3 separate regions of the Homo sapiens genome follow, and regions 2 and 3 are each linked to region 1. Evidence: read pairs that join two places in POLR2A ChIA-PET (ENCODE). Cell type or tissue: GM12878. All regions are shown on one strand.

Region 1 (2,500 bases):
TGGGCGTGGTGGCCGGTGCCTGTAATCCCAGCTACTCAGGAGGCTGAGGCAGGAGAATCGCTTGAACCTGGGAGGCAGAGGTTGCAGTGAGCCCAGATTGCACCACTTCACTCCAGTCTGGGCTACAAGAGTGAGACTCCTTATCAAAGAAACACAAAAACCAAGAGAGCGTGCCAAACACCTAGACTTCCCCACCCCACCTGGTTCACAGTTTGGTATAGATTTCCTTCCCTTCAATTCTCCATATCCCCCCACCCCACCCAGATGAGAAAACTGAGGCTGAAAGAAATTATGCAGCTTCTCCAAGGTTGGGCGGTGAGGATTTAACAGAGTCCGTTTTCAAACCCAGGTTTTGTTGGGTCCCATGCGCCTGCATTCGCAGCCTGTAAGGTCTCACAATCAGTAATTGATGTTGATGAAATCAACCCTGAATTAAGTCACATGCAGCTGAAATCTAATGATCGTTCAGCCAGTGCCTTCCCAGAGGTCACTTGGTTGTTTCCGATTGTAAACAGTGCTGCAGTAAACATCTTTGTGTCTAGAGCCCCTTCCACAAGGTAGATCATACCCCTGGGCTATATTCTAAGAAGTGAGATGATGGGGTGAAGTGTGATGATTTTTAGGTTCTGAACACGTATCTCCAGATCTCTGCTCTCCAGAAGGCTGGACACAGACCTCCTTGGTCTGCAGATGGTTGTTCTGACAGTGAGGAAGCCTCCATTTGGCTGCACGTTTTGGCGGCCTCCTGGGCTCTGACCTGTCTCCACTCTCTTCCCAGGCATCTTCAACAAGGACCTGTTGTCTACCCTGCACCTCCTTGTGGCCCTGGCCAAGCGCTTCCAGCCCGACCTCTCCCTCCCAACCAACGTCCAGGTGGAGGTCATCACTATCGAGGTAGCAGCCTGGGCCCCAGGGATTTGTAAGCAGAAGCTGAGCCTCTTGGGCCCCCATTGCCGTACCCTGCATGGGTGGAGCTGGCTGGGGCGGGGCTGACCCAGGGTGAGTTTCAGGGAACCCTGAGAAATAGAATCCAGCCAGGATGGCCAGGGGGTGCTGTCTGGAGCTGGGGACGGGCTGGTAAGGGTCTAGTGGGGCTGGCGGAGGCCTGGGGGCATGAGGAGGTCCACGGCTGGCCAGCTCCACTTGACCTCAGCAGAGGGCATCTGGCTGGCAGAGGCTGAGGCCAGGGGCTGTCAGGCCATATCCCTGAGCCATGCGTGGCCGTCCGTTCATTGCCACGGGGAGCCTTCACGCCCTGAGCAAAACCAATGCTCTCACCATGAGGGTACTGTCTCCTGTGAGATTACCGATGGCTGTGACAGTGCCCTGTTCTCTTTCTAGGAACCTTGCCGGGTTTCCCCACCCTCAGATGTTCTGTCTAGCATGCGGCCTGCCTGTGCTGCGGTTAATACCCAGGAATCCACGACTTCCCTCTCCAGACAGACTCTGAGCATCACAATAGGGGGCCCCACCAGCTCTTTGCTTCTCATGACCGCCCCCACCCCACCCCAGCCTCGGGTCCCTCATGCATAGGGGCTTTGTGTGTGAGGGCTTGCCTCTGACTCGCCCCAAGAGAATAAGCCAAGTTTGGCCACACCCAGTCAGAGTCATTTCTATTTTTTTTTTTTTTTTTTTTTTTTTTTGAGATGGCGTCTTGCTCTATTGCTCAGGCTGGAATGCAGTGGTACAATCTTGGCTCACTGCAACTTCTGCCTCTCCAGCTCAAGTGATCCTCCCACCTCAGCCTCCCAAGTAGCTGGGACTACAGATTTGAGACACTGTGCCTGGCTAATTTTTTGTATTTTTGGCAGAGATGGGGTTTCACCGTGTTGCCCAGGCTGGTCTTGAACTCCTGAGCTCAAGCCATCCACCTGTCTTAGTCTCCTAAAGTGCTGGGATTACAGGCGTGAGCCACCACACCCGGCTTTCTACTGTTTTTTAAAACCATTGATTATAATTCCCTACCAAGCAGTTGTGTGGCTTGGTCTATACTGCCAACATAAATCAGAAGTGACTTCATTGATTCACTCCTTCACCATTCATTTGTTCATAGTCACATGCTCATTGATACTGCCCTCCTCCCACTGTGAGACTCTGGGGATGCCTTGGGGAGTGAGGCAGACACATCCCCAACCTCAAGACTCCTGGGGAAGAAAGACAATTAAGCCAGAGGCTGTCCTGAGGAGGGATGATACAGAGCAAACGGATCACTGGGGCTTCTTTGGGCCCCAGAGTTTTCTGGATTATTTAATTTCTTCCCCCTTTATTTTTCTTAGAGCACCAAAAGTGGTCTGAAGTCAGAGAAGTTGGTGGAACAGCTCACTGAATACAGGTGAGGGAAGGATGAGGGCCCATGGGTGGGGCTGGGGCTCACAGCGGTGGATGGGGGCAGGGTGGGGGCCAGGGCAGATCTGCCTGACCTTTGTGGGAAGGGCCCTCACATTCTGTGGCTTTCTCTCAGACCCGAAAATGCTGCGCTGACCTCTCAATCCCACGGCAG
Region 2 (2,500 bases), 1.1 Mb after region 1:
TACAGGCATGTGACACCATGCCTGGCTAATTTTTTTGTATTTTTGTAGAGATGTGGGGTTCTGCCATGTTACCCAGGCTGGTCTCGAACTCCTGACCTCAAGTGATCTGTCCACCTCCATCTCCCAAAGTGCTAGGATTGATTACAGACACCCAGCCCTGGAATGCTGTGTTTTTTCTTTTGTTTTGTTTTGTTTTCGAGATGGAGTTTTGCTCTTGTCACTGAGGCTGGAGGGCAATGGCGCAATCTCGGCTTACTGCAACCTCCGCCTCCCAGGTTCAAGTGATTCTCCTGCCTCAGCCTCCCAAGTAGCTGGGATTACAGACGTGTGCCACCACACTCGGCTAATTTGTGTGTGTTTTTAGTAGAGACGGGGTTTCACCATGTTGGCCAGGCTGGTATCGAACTCCTGACCTCAAGTGATCCACCCACCTCCGTCTCCCAAAGTGCTGGGATTAATTATAGGCATGAGCCACCGCGCGCAGCCCTGGAATGCTGTTTTGAAGGAAGAAAACCTATGTCATGCAACACAGGACAGCTTCATTGCTGGGAAGTGGAGTGGAGATGCAGGGTGCTCCAGGGCAGGGGCACCTGAAACCAGCGCAGCCTGAAACAGGCAGATCCCTTCTGCTCCAGCGCCCTGCTCCATCTGTCAATGAGAAGGAGGCTAAACTAGATATCCCCTTGGGCCTTTCCAGCCCCAACATCATGGGAGAACAGGTAGGGTGGGCCAGGGCAGGGAGAGCTGGAGAGCCTGCTCCCCTTTTCCTGCCCCCTGAGGCTCCAGTTCAGAAGATGTTCCCCTTGTCCATGAACACACAGCCTTGGCACCCTCTGCCTCCTGCCTGGTCATGGCTGTGATCCAGGTGAACCTGACCTACCTGTCTCTGGACAGAACCTTTTGACTTCTGCTAGCACAGCTCCCTGGCATCTCCCCACCCCCAAAGCTTTGGTGAGCAGAGCCAGGTGGGACTGGGCAATAGGTCTGGTCATTGCCTCCATTTGGTCATCTCAGAATCAGCCCCCTTGGAGGCATCTGTGTGACCTCTGCCCCTGCTGATGCTAGGTTATTGGTTAGGCTCACAGGGCTGGAGCTCACAGAATTTTGAGGGGCGATGAACACTGTGTTAATAATTAACATTGTGTACTACTGTAAAATGCAAAAATAAAATGGCAAAATTAAAATTAATAGACATTTCATTAAATACCTACAAGATGGAAGATTATGTCATCTTTTCGATTTGGTATTTATAAAAGTTTTACTACATTTGAAAACTCTTTGTGGGTTAGATTTTCTCACGTAGCAAGAATTCTGAGAGTTCCAGATGGTCGACGAGAAATCAGAAACTGAAAGTTACTGGTATTTTAGTTTATTTGGCAAACGTGTATTCAGGACTTACCTCTGCTGGGCGTGGTGTTATGAATTTACATATGTCAACACACTGAATTCTATGACTTAAGAGCCATCATTATTCCTGTTTTATGCATGAGGAAACCGAGGCATACAGAGGTTATGTACCTTCTCCAAGATTAGCAAAGGCAGAGTCACGTAGCCAAGAAAATTCAAAGGCAAAATTATAGAAATCTTTTCAGATTTTTTTTTTTTTTTTGAGACGGAGTCTCACTCTGTCACCCAGGCTGGAGTGCAGTGGCGCTATCTCAGCTCACTGCAAGCTCCGCCTCCCAGGTTCACGCCATTCTCCTTCCTCAGCCTCCCTAGTAGATTACAGGCGCCCGCCAACACACCCGGGTATTTTTTTTTTTTTTTTTTTTTTGTATTTTTAGTAGAGACTGGGTTTCACTGTGTTAGTCAGGATGGTCTCGATCTCCTGACCTTGTGATCCACCCGCCTTGGCCTCCCAAAGTGCTGGGATTACAGGCATGAGCCGCTGTGCCTGGCCTGAAATCTTTTCAGAATTTTTCAGGGGAAACATTTTGATAAGGGTGCATTCATGTTGCAGATGATATAGGCTGAGCCTCTGAAAGCTAGAGTGACTCAGGCCAACAAATGCCTGGAAATGGCTCTGTCCTCCAGCCCACATGGATGGTGGGGCCCACACGTGGAAGGTAACTATTGATGAAAGAAGAAAATTAGGCCAGGTGCAGTGACTCACGCCTGTAATCCCAGCTCTTTGGGAGGCTGAGGGGGAGTGGATCACCTGAGGTCAGGAGTTCAAGACCAGCCTGGCCAACATGGTGAAACCCTGTCACTACTAAAAATACAAAAATTATCCAGGCATGGTGGTGGGCGCTTGTAATCGCAGCTACTTGGGAGGCTGAAGCATGGGAATCACCTGAACCTGGAAGGCAGAGGTTGCAGTGAGCCAAGATGGCGCCATTGCACTCCAACCTGGGCAACAAGAGTGAAACTCCATCTTAAAAAAAAAAAAGAAAGAAAGAAGAAAAATTAACAACTCATTGCTCACTTGGAGGGATAGCGTCTCCAGAGAAGGGAAAAGACAGCACTTCTTAATAACACTCAGTGGTATGCCGAGGTCTCT
Region 3 (2,500 bases), 150 kb before region 1:
AGACAAAGGTGGGTGGTGGACTGTAGGCTGTGGGTATACAAGTGTTCACTTCAAACTTTACTTGGCTGGGAGTGGGGGCCCATGCCTGTAATCTCAGCACTTTGGGAGGCCGAGGCGGGTGGATCACTTGAGGTCAGGAGTTCGAGACCAGTCTTGCCAACATGGTGAAACTCCATCTCTACAAAAATACAAAAAATTAGCTGAGCACAGTGACATATGCCTGTGGTCTCAGCCACTTGGGAGGCTGAGGCAGGAGAATCGCTTGAACCCGGGAGGTGGAGGTTGCAGTGAACTGAAATTGTGCCACTGCACTCCGGCCAGGGTGACAGAGCAAGACTCCCTCTCAAAAAATAAAATAAAATAAAGTTCTTTAGATGTTTCTATGTGTTTGAAACTTTTAATAATGAAATACTGGGGGGAAATGACTGGGCCTGATACATAATAAAAGCCCTACAGGCCAGGCACAGTGGTTCACGCCTGTAATCTCAGCACTTTAGGAGGCTAAGGCAGGAGGATTGCTTGAGCCCAGGAGTTTGAGACCAGCCTAGGCTACATAGTGAGACCCCCTCTCTACCAAAAAATAGAAAAAAATAGCCAGGCGTGGTGGCCCATGCCTGTGGTCCCAGCTACCCCGGAGGCTGAGGGGGAGAATGGCTTGAGCATGGAAGGCTGAGGCTGCAGTGAGTCGAGATTGCACCACTACATTCCAGCCTGGGTGACAGAGCGAGACCCTGCCTCAAAAATAAATAAATAAATAAATACATACATACATTCATACATACCCTACATAGGTGTCAGCCTTTGTTCTCATTGGCATCTCATCTCCATTCTTATTGCCACCACGGCCACTCCCCCACTTTATCCATCAGGTGGAGAAGAGGCCTGGGAAGAGAAGAGACCAGGGGCTGGGTTGGTGGTGAGCAGACGAAATAATAAACATACAATGAGGCCATATGACATATTGGGAGAATTGCTTTCACTTAAGAAAATCTAGGCTGGGCGCGGTGGCTCATGCCTGTAATCCCAGCACTTTTGGAGGCCGAGGCAGGTGGATTGCCTGAGGTCAGGAGTTTGAGACCAGCCTGGCCAACAAGTGAAACCCTGTCTCTACTAAAAATACAAAAATTAGCCAGGCCTGGTGGTGGGTGCCTGTAATCCCAGCTGCTCAGGAGGCTGAGGTGGGAGAATCGCTTGAACCCGGGTGGCGGAGGTTGCGGTGAGCCGAGATTGTGCCACTTCACTCCAGCCTGGGTGACAGAGCGAGACTCCGAAGTGAAGGGGCTGGGGCTTTGGAACTGTAGAGGCTCATCTCCCCAGTAAGCTGTCACTTGTGATGTGGTTACAGCTGTAGGCATTTGCAGAGATGGGACGAGAAGACACGCCACCCTGGGAACTGGCCCGTGTCTTCACACGTCCTGCACTGCTGCTGCTGAGAACGTCTGCACTTTGTTAGGGGAAGAGAGTGTTTTAGTTAAATTTATCTGGAAAACATATTATTAGTATAATGAGATTTTAATGATTTGAAATTTTGTTGGAGCAGCGCAGGGAGAATTTCAATCTTAACTGTGTGTGCAGCTGGGCATTGTTTCTATTTTATTTTGTTTCTTTGCTTGGGCCTCATTGCAAGGACATGTTTCTACAATTATTATTTAGTTTTTCTTTCCTAGAGCCCTGCTTTGTTACAGCTCTTAATTTTCTTGTGTAGAAGATCTGCTGGAGAAAAAAGAATATCCTTTTTGTAAATACTTAGCTGGCTTGATCAGAACCAGAGAATGAGCGTTGTTACCGAAGGAGACTTGTGTTTGTTTAAGGTTTACTGGCGCACTCTGTGGTTGCCGTGGAGTGGACCCAACCCAGATGTCCGTTAACTGATGAGTGGATAAGCAAACTATGCTCCATCCATACGATAGAATACTATTCAGCAACGAAAAGGAATGACATATGGATCCATGCTACAACATGGGTGAATCTGGAAAACAGGCTCAGTGAGGGAAGCCATTTGCAAAAGGATAAATACTGTGTGATTCCATTTATTTGAATATCTAGAATAGGCAAATTGATAGAGACAGAAAGTAAGATTAGTGGTTCCCAAAGCCTGGGGAAGGTACAGTGACCCCTCATGGGTACAGGGATTATTTTGGGGGTGACGAAAATGTTCTTACATTGACAATGGTGATGGTTACACAGCTCTGTGAATTTACTAAAAATCATTGAATTGTACACTTATTTATTTATTTATTTATTTATTTTGAGACGGAGTCTTGCTCTGTCGCCCATGCTGGAGTGCAGTGGTGCGATCTCAGCTCACTGCAAGCTCCGCCTCCCGGGATCACGCCATTCTCCTCCTTGGCCACCCGAGTAGCTGGGACTACAGGTGCCCGCCACCACGCCTGGCTAATTTTTTGTATTTTTCGTAGAGACAGGGTTTCACCATGTTGGCCAGGATGGTCTCAATCTCCTGACCCCGTGATCCGTCTGCCTCAGCCTCCCAAAGTGCTGG

The links. ChIA-PET counts read pairs that join two places held together with the same protein. Peaks named below come from ENCODE experiments on the same cell type or tissue, not always from the same donor. Only the 100,000 strongest peaks of a DNase experiment are listed, where the experiment ranks them.
Region 2: POLR2A ChIA-PET joins it to region 1 with 8 read pairs; 1 of 35 experiments calls an interaction of 5 or more read pairs at or near these places.
Region 3: POLR2A ChIA-PET joins it to region 1 with 5 read pairs; 2 of 35 experiments call an interaction of 5 or more read pairs at or near these places.

Annotation. Positions count from the first base shown.
Region 1 is chr22:44,189,773-44,192,272 of GRCh38, forward strand. PARVG (parvin gamma) reads left to right here. Exons shown (of 14, transcript NM_022141.7): 7 at 779-894; 8 at 2,277-2,332. Among named protein-coding and RNA genes, the nearest start is that of PARVG, 10 kb to the left of the region's middle. RefSeq lists a silencer at 1,221-1,310 and an enhancer at 2,400-2,500. In GM12878, no CTCF peak of the experiment used is centred here; a DNase peak (open chromatin) is centred at 1,406; H3K27ac peaks cover 352 bases.
Region 2 is chr22:45,248,056-45,250,555 of GRCh38, forward strand. No RefSeq gene overlaps it. Among named protein-coding and RNA genes, the nearest start is that of KIAA0930, 8.4 kb to the left of the region's middle. RefSeq lists an enhancer at 1,577-1,626. In GM12878, no CTCF peak of the experiment used is centred here; a DNase peak (open chromatin) is centred at 1,316; H3K4me3 peaks cover 261 bases; H3K27ac peaks cover 2,164 bases.
Region 3 is chr22:44,041,147-44,043,646 of GRCh38, forward strand. All of the region lies in intron 1 of PARVB (parvin beta), which reads left to right. Among named protein-coding and RNA genes, the nearest start is that of PARVB, 18 kb to the left of the region's middle. RefSeq lists an enhancer at 1,034-1,143. In GM12878, no CTCF peak of the experiment used is centred here; a DNase peak (open chromatin) is centred at 1,365; H3K4me3 peaks cover 651 bases; H3K27ac peaks cover 1,819 bases.